Regions from separate parts of the Homo sapiens genome. Here regions 1 and 2 are each linked to region 3. A link is a contact called in ENCODE Hi-C data. All regions are on one chromosome and are shown on one strand. The core of a region is the stretch at or near the end of the contact, and the rest is flanking DNA. Distances in the headings are between cores, read along the strand shown.

Region 1 (2,700 bases), core at 40-2,539, 770 kb after region 3:
CAGCCATGGAGCATGGAGTTGTAATTTCTGCTCCTTAGATTATAGATTAACTCTCTTCTTCAGTGTTCTTCTTCTGTAAATTATGAGGAGAGACAAGAGACCAGACCTCCTTCTAATCACTGATCTTTGTGATAGATTAACTGCCTCCTTTTTTGTACCTGTATTAGTCTGTTTTCACCCATTATAAAGAATTGCCCAAGACTGGGTAATTTATAAAGAAAAGAGGTTTAATTGACTCACAGTTCCACATGGCTGGGGAGGCCTCAGGAAACTTATAATCATGGTAGAAGAGAAGCAGGCACATCTTACATGGTGGCAGACGAGAGAGAGAGAGAGAGAGAGAGTGTATGAAAGGGAAAGAGCCCCTTATAAAACCATCAGATCTCATGAGAACTCACTCACTATCACAAGAACATCATTGGGGAAACTGCCCCCATGATCCAATCACTTCCCACTAGTTTCCTCCCTTGATACATGGGGATTATGGGGATTATAATTCACTATGAGATTTGGGTGGGGACACAGAACCAAACCCTATCAGTACCTAACTCAGTTAAGGTAGCACTAATTACCTCCCAAATTTTATATCTTCAGTGTGGAATGTTAAATAGACCTTTCCTGAAAAGAAAAATATTACCTTGTCTAATTGGATTACTGTAACTATACATTCAGCCATATACAGAAAAATATTGAAATTCTGTTAAGCTTTCTAAACCTTATCTATGTTAAGTGACCTCAAACTTCTACACTTCAAAGTGCTGACTTCCATTCTTTGGAATCTGTCTCCCAGGCCATCTTCAAACTTTGTACTTGAATAAACTCTCTTCAAAATTCAAAATAAACTCTCTTCAAGTCAAACTAGATTCTGACGCTTATTTCAAGTTGACATTTTGGCAACCATGAAAGGACCTAAAGCAAGCCTCTGTTGATTCCCCACTGCATTGCCCACAGTTAGGATCCTGGTACCAGCATGAACAGTTTTCATTCACTTGGCTTCACTGGAGCCAGCAGAGGGTCTCCGGTGAAGACCCTCTCAGGTTTTGAATCTCCCTGATTTGGGTTGAGAATCAGACTTTACTCAAGTGACCCAATTCCACACTTGATGGAGCTGGAATTGAAGCTCTACTTTAAGGTAAGAGTTTTTGTCTGTTCTCTAGATATTCTTCTGTTCACAGATTTGTGGTTTTCACTTTTCTCTAAGGTTAAGTGTTATTTGTAACTGCTCATTAACATTTGTACAGCTTTTTCTCTCATTTGAATTTTGGTCAGGGAAAGAAAGTTTCTCTCTCTGAAAAGAGGAAGTGAATGTGGCTTAAGCAAAATTTGCATAAAAGAAAAAAACCTGGCTAAACTCTGAAGCTTGGTTCATTTGACATATCTAAAGTTGTTTTGTTTGTTTCTGAGTGACCAAAAAGAAAAACTTTCTATGAGGATGGCCAGGTGCGGTGGCTCATGCCTGTAAACCCAGCTCTTTTGGAGCCCTAGGCAGGCAGATCACTTGAGGCCAGGCATTCAAGAACAGCCTGGTCAACATGATGAAACTCTGTCTTTACCAAAAAATACAAAATATTAGCCGGGTGTGGTGACATGTGCCTGTAATCCCAGCTACTCAAGAGGCTGAGGCAGGAGAATCACTTGAATTTGGGAAACAGAGGTTGCAGTGAGCCAAGATCATACCATTGCACTCCAGCCTGGGTGACAAAGTGAGACTCCGCCAAAAAAAAAAAAAAAAAAAAGAAAGAAAGAAAGAAAGAAGGAAGGAAGGAAAAAAAAGAAAAGAAAAGAAAGAAAGAGAGAAAGAAAGAAAGAAGGAAAGAAAGAAAGAAAGAAAGAGAAAGAAAGAAAAAGAAAGAAAGAGAGAAAAGCTTTCTATGAGGATGAAGATAAGTACCAAAGATAAGGGACACTGTTTCTCCTGGCCAAAAGGCATCTTAGGCTAATAAGGTCTTGCGGGAGTGTCTGAACTCATTACTCTTAACATGCAATAGTACTGTAGGGAGTTCTCAAAGAAGAACACACAGGAAATCTTGCTTAACCTGGTGGGCACATATGAAGGGCTGATCTTCTAGTGCCTTAAGTGCCCAGGATTCCTGGCTTTCACCAAGACAGGGAAGAAGAGAGAAGTGATTCACTGGTGTCACCTCAAGGAATAATCCCCATTAAGCAACATACCAGATCAAAAACATCTTTCCCATTTCATCTTTGATCACTTAAAAAGAGAATCCAAATTATGGGCAATCATCCATCTAAAACTGAGTCTTCCTTTTTAAGGAGAGATCCACCTTTAGAAATTCCAGCTGGATTCCTGTATAATATTGTGGTGCAACCTCCAGTCAATATCTAGAAAAGTTGTCTTTCTTAACCCATGAAGACCCCAAACAACAATGACCAAAGTGGGCTATCTTTGAAATACCTAAATTAGCTTATTTATGTGCACAATTAGAAAAAGCTATTTCTAAAATTAAAGAAAATAATTGGGAGAGTTACTTCTAACAGTACTTAGAAGCATCTGAAAAGCGCTCTGACAAAGTTCTTCCTCTACAGGAAGAAAATTAAAAGCCCTCTAAAACCATTTCTAAATTAAAAAAAAAAAAAACTGCCAAATCTTTTACTCCTCCTTCTGCTTCCCCAACTCTTTATTCCCCATCTCTTCCTCATCTGAACGACACTGCCCAGCCTTTCCTTCTTTTCCTCCCCTTC
Region 2 (2,700 bases), core at 105-2,604, 810 kb before region 3:
TAATGAGAGCTTACTACTACACCCTCTCATCTTCCTCAATCTCTCCTCAAAGCTGCCTCAAAATTTAAAAAATTCTTTTATATACTCATGTGATACTTTCTCGCTTTAGGCCAAGTGAAAATAAAGGCATCTTCATAAACATTTGCTTTTTTTCTTGGTTCATGATATGACTGTACAAACTGCACTTGTGTATACGGCTTTAAACCCAGACTTCAGGCAGGGGGAACAGTCAGTGCAAAGGCCCCCAAGGCAGGGACGTCAGGAGTCCATGTGGCTTGGTCAGAGTAAGAAGGTGGGAGAGTGGTAGGGAGTGAGGCTCATGGAGTGAGAGGTGGGCAGTGTGGACCTGAGCATGGGCCCCAGAGAAGGTGCAGTTTCAGGACAGAAGCACAAGGTGGCACCGTGACACTCCCCTCAGTCACTGTGGACCGCATGTGCGGTGGTAGAGAAGACACATCTTCTTATCCTCCAAAATGGCTCTGCCAGGGAATGAAAGTCCAGCCGACTCCAGCAAATTAGAAACTGTACTCTTAGGACTGGAAAAGCTTTCGAGACCTCTCAATCAGGGAGGTTTCCATGTGGGGTCCATGATGCCTATGCATGGACTCCAGGACCCAGGGGATCCCCTGAATTGCAGTGTGCTTTTCAGGAGAAACCTCCAACATTTTCACTCCAAGGGGTCTATGACCCAAAAAAGGTGAAGAACCTCTGACTACCACTGGTGCTCCCACCAAGGCCAGACTTGACAAGAACTTCCTCAGCAACAGGCAGCCCCGGCCAATTCCACATTATTACCAGGTGCCTGGAGACCTGTGAGTCCTTTGCTATCTCAGTGGAGGCACCCAGTAATGCTTGGAACCGCTGGGCCTGAGGACACTCGGGCTCTCCTTCCAGAAACTAGAGCTTTTGTGAGGGGCCAGCAAATTTGCATACGTGCACCCGTGCACACACGCACACACCCCTCTCTCCACTGTCTTTAGATTGAAGAAATCACATCTTCTGCACATGAACGTCCTGTTGGTTCTCAAAGGTGCCTGGATGTTTCTGTGATAAGTAAAATATGATTGCACAATGTGGTTACTGAATTTGCAGTCACTTTGATCATTATATAGTTTCTCACCCACTGGATGTTTTATAGAAGTCTAATATAGAATTGATCTAATTGAAGTTTAATATATATTCGACTCTATGTGTCCAATATAATGAATGGGGCAGGGAGTCTGTCAGATATTTTGAGCTAAATGAGAAACTTCATAATCAAAATGGTGGGAGCCACAGTCTGGTGAAAGGGAGGGGTCGTGAGTGATGTCTGATGGCCAACAGGTGAGCTGGGACGGCGCAGGGGGCGCGGTGGGGGCAGGACAGGAAGCTGCGTGGGCAGCAGGTGGAGGGTGTGAGCAGAAGTGAGACTGGAGCCTGTGGGGTTGCTCAAGTGGAACTGCAGAAGGAGATCAAGAATGAGGGAAGATGCAAATTTTTAATTCAGCATCTTCTAAAAAAAAGTCCCAGAAATGACTGTATTTGCTATTGGTGTTTTAAAATATCCATTAAATACCACATTTGCCAGCATCACTTCTCTTATCCCGGCTGCTCTAGCAGCCTGAATTCTGCCTTTTTCTTCCCTGAGAGCTGGGCTCAGGGAACCCGCGTATCGACCTCAGGGGGTCAGGCCTGCAGGTGGGTGGCTCCCCTGGGACTCTTTAAAACCAAACCCCGAGCAGAAAGGAGAGGCTGAGGTTTGGGGCTCCTTTAAAGGCCTCCTCTCAGCTTGTCTCCAGTTCACTGCCTAAGAATGTCCTCCAGACACAGGCTCTGAGGCCAGAGCTATTGAATATTTATCAAGGCCTCCTGGCAGACGTGGGAGACTGAGAACAGGAAAATCAGGCCCAGGCGGGCATCTGTGGAGCCTGCCTGGGTGCTAGCCAGATGCTGCAAGATTCAAGTTGCCCGTTGACTCTGCAGAGCCTGCCCCGCCCTGTCCTCCCTCCTCGGGGAGGCGTGCATGGGCCTGGCTGCTGTCAGGGTGTTTGCTTCTTGTCACCATCCTCCATACTGACTTCCATTGCAAGCCCTGCCCCACTGTGGCTCCATTGTCTGCAGTGGCCTGGGCTGACCAGCTCAGCCTGGAGCCCTGCCCTGGGACGATGCGGGCTAACACAGTGACACAAAGCCCTGCTTTGTGGCCCTGACAGGAGGATTTATCATTAGCTGTGAGATGGTCCCTGGCAGATCCTGGCATGTGGTGAGCAGACAGATCTGTGCTGATCACAGTATTTTGAGTACCCCCAGTTGAATACAGCATCTGGGGCCCTCAAATCTGCCACATGGATCTTATGGCTTCAGGCTCACTGGCACCTTTTGTGTTGGCCGAAGTACGGGTAGGGGGTAGATTAGGAGCACTAGCTTGTACCCAGTGACGTCTGGGGGCTGGTTTACAGGAAAGGCACCCTAAGGTTGTGCAGGCCCTGACATGTGGTCCTCCTGGCATCTGGGGACAGCATGTCAGGTTTGGGGTCTGCCCATCCTTGCCTTGGGCACAGGTCCCCAAACAACAGCAGCATCCCTGTGGGTGGGATATCTGACCAGCAGAAAATGGAAGTGAATATCTCTTTGATCTTGGAGTGAGGAAGAATTTCTTAAAAATAACACACCAAAAAATCACAAATCATAAAAAAGAAAGATTCATGATTTCAACCACGT
Region 3 (2,700 bases), core at 50-2,549:
CTCTAAATATTTGGGAGGCAGCCTTTGAATTAAATTATTTGCCTGCTGATGTCAACTATTAGAGTGCTATTTAAAAGTTAAAACCCAAGAGGCATATGTAAAAGGAAATAAGTCAAATCAATCATTTATCTCAATATCAGAGTAATTCAGAGGAACTCTTAATTACATACCTCCAAGAGACTTGTGAGGTCAACTCCATTCTATCTGCTGCCCTTGAAGCTCAGCTGGAGTCCCTCAACACCCCGATTGGAGGATGAACTCTAGCATAGGGAATTCTGAGATGGAGGGAGGGGGCGCTGGTTCAGGATGCTTGGAGGTTCTAGAAAGAACTGAGGTCACCTGGAAGATACAACGCTACTCTAAAAATGATTCAGGATGGCTTTTCTATGCATTCTCTACTCCCATAGGAATCAGGGGCCACCTCCCAGGATGGAATCTGCCTGATGCTGTAACAGTGTTCAGCTCCCCAATTTCCCCATGATAACAGGCAACCTCCTTCTGTTTTGTCTACAGTTAATTAATCAGTCATTGCTGACAGTAAGGCTCCATCCTCAACACAGGATATTTTCTGAAGCATTAATTTTTGTTTCAATAGTTGATCCTTGTTTGGAATATAATGTGTTACAATGTAGTGGTACTTAGTATTAAAATCAAAATACCTTTTTATTCATCTTTCAATTTTAATACTTTTAGCATTTCAACCATTATTTGAAGGGTTACTTACTGCAGTATGTCACATTTATATACACACATGCACATGCTGCAGTGCTTTCAGTTTGAGCCAGTGATATTTTAGGCCCCAAATGCTCTGAAAAAATAGAGAAAGCTCTCACCAAGCTAAGGAAGTGAGCTTGCAGACCATGCCTTTAAAAATTTTCAGCTTGATAACTTAGTCCTCAAGATGACTAGGTTTCTCTTCCCCCACCCCTCAGTTAGCATGTGCGAACAAGGATTCTTTTGAATTCCCAGGAGGGGAATGAGTTTAATTTGACTGGTAAAAGTCTTCCTAATAGGATACCTAATACTGTGGCTCTTAGAACTAGCTACAAAGATATTTCATATGTTTATGTCTCATAATGGGTAATTTTGGTTTGGATTTATGTCATTTTGTCTCAGTATCACAATTTTTGAAAAATTAGTTCAAAGAGAAAAAAAAAAGAAAAGAAAAACCATGGTAAACATTGCTCAGTCTCATACTCCTACCCTCTCTATGCTAAAACAGGAAATGCATTTCTGACACTTTTAAAATGAGCAATCACACGTATAATCAACTTGGTTAAAACTTCCTTCCTGGTAACTGCAACACTTCCTCTGCATCTGGATATGAAGGGAGCCCCAGAAAAGCGGAAGAATTTAGACGCACACTGGGTAGGTTTGAATTTGTTTTGTTTTCAAAAATTAAACAAATGATCCTTCAGCATCATCGCCTCCGCTGCTTTATCAGGTATTGCTTCCTTCTATTTTTTGCTCTTTGTGGGGTCTGACTCGGAATAGTGGCACTTCCTTCTCGGCTAGATTATCTGAAACTGTTGTCGGTTCTTGAGATGATACTACCACCGAATGTCTGTGTTTCATTGTCTAGTCCAACCTGTATTGTGGATATCTACAACGTTCCGGCAATAGTTTTGCAGGTGCATCACATTTTTGTTTTTGTTTTGGGAGGAAAAGGGAGGGCACGGCAGCCAGGCTTCATATTCCTACAAGTGCATGCTTCAAGATTACTGTACTTACAGTGTTTCCAACATCTTCTCATAAAAGGGGAAAGCTTCATAGCCTCAACCATGAAGGAAACCAGTGAGTATTAGTCAGCCTGTTTTCCTCTGCATCTTATAAGATCGTTTGGTATCACTGAGGCAGAAGTTATTGCTGTGTATTTATATGCTGCCTAAATTTGGACATGTTTTATTTCAAGTTAGTGTCAATATCAATGTATCTTACAGTTCTCTTCTTTGTTAGTTATTCTATAATGTAGCAAAAGACCAAAATGAATGTTTTAAGCCACAAGAGACAGTTCTTTGGGACAGTTGGTTTCACTTACTAAGTATAACTTCATATTTTAAGAGAGGGAATATTGGTTTTAAAAGTTAAGCCAAGATTTGAACATAAGTTTGGATCAAATGAAATTTGTCTTTCTTATCTTCTTATCAAGCTCTCCTTTTTGGTATACATCAAATGCTCCACTATTTCTTAAGGAAATAATGTAGTTTTAAGTCTAACATTAGTTATTTAAGAGAGTAAACGATATTTTCTGAAACATTAATTTTTTGTTTCAATAATTGATTCGTTTAGAATATAATGTATTACAATGTAGTGATACTAAACATTGAAAGCAAAATACCTAATCTTTCAGTGTTAATACCTTTCAAATTTCAATTATTATTTGAAGGATTTCCTATTGCAGTATGTCCTATTTATACATAAGTGCTTTGTGAAGGGTAGGTACTTACTGAATTTTGTGGAAAGAGTGAGTAGGTTAATGAGAATAAATTTGTGAATTTGTGTTACAAAAATGAAAATATTAGAGCAAAAAAGAAGTTAAATGATTGGGGGTCTTAACAGAAGGTCACTGGAGTCCAGAAATCCTGCCTTCCATCCTGTAGCTCCTCCATTATTAAGTAGAGACAGATCAAATGAATTTTAATTAATTAATTAAACAATGTTAAAATTACCTAAATGTTCCTATTGGGAGAGTACAGCCTT

The links. Hi-C counts contacts between places; a loop is a spot of excess contacts on that map. Pooled maps may share reads with other maps.
Region 1: a map of B cell shows a loop between it and region 3 (29-fold over the local background). The contact joins the enhancer-like site here to the promoter of PIK3CG in region 3. A Hi-C loop is called at or near these places in 1 of 168 maps with a recorded cell type or tissue (B cell), 6 of 37 single-sample maps with no recorded cell type and 4 of 50 pooled maps.
Region 2: a map of OCI-LY7 shows a loop between it and region 3 (4-fold over the local background). The contact joins the enhancer-like site here to the promoter of PIK3CG in region 3. A Hi-C loop is called at or near these places in 1 of 168 maps with a recorded cell type or tissue (OCI-LY7), 7 of 37 single-sample maps with no recorded cell type and 6 of 50 pooled maps.

The regions. Positions count from the first base shown.
Region 1 is chr7:107,637,467-107,640,166 of GRCh38, forward strand. No RefSeq gene overlaps it. Among named protein-coding and RNA genes, the nearest start is that of SLC26A4, 22 kb to the right of the region's middle. RefSeq lists an enhancer at 1,102-1,251. Within about 2 kb of position 1,290, at least 3 of the 41 ENCODE cell types and tissues checked have a DNase peak (open chromatin) inside an H3K27ac peak, as active enhancers do; they include B cell, where a contact is called at or near this core.
Region 2 is chr7:106,056,722-106,059,421 of GRCh38, forward strand. No RefSeq gene overlaps it. Among named protein-coding and RNA genes, the nearest start is that of SYPL1, 54 kb to the right of the region's middle. RefSeq lists enhancers at 64-113, 624-673, 1,519-2,070, 1,754-1,913, 1,944-2,043 and a silencer at 2,384-2,503. Within about 2 kb of position 1,355, at least 17 of the 41 ENCODE cell types and tissues checked have a DNase peak (open chromatin) inside an H3K27ac peak, as active enhancers do; they include OCI-LY7, where a contact is called at or near this core.
Region 3 is chr7:106,863,983-106,866,682 of GRCh38, forward strand. It overlaps PIK3CG (phosphatidylinositol-4,5-bisphosphate 3-kinase catalytic subunit gamma), which reads left to right and starts at 1,300. Exons shown (of 11, transcript NM_001282426.2): 1 at 1,300-1,444. RefSeq lists an enhancer at 1,372-1,471.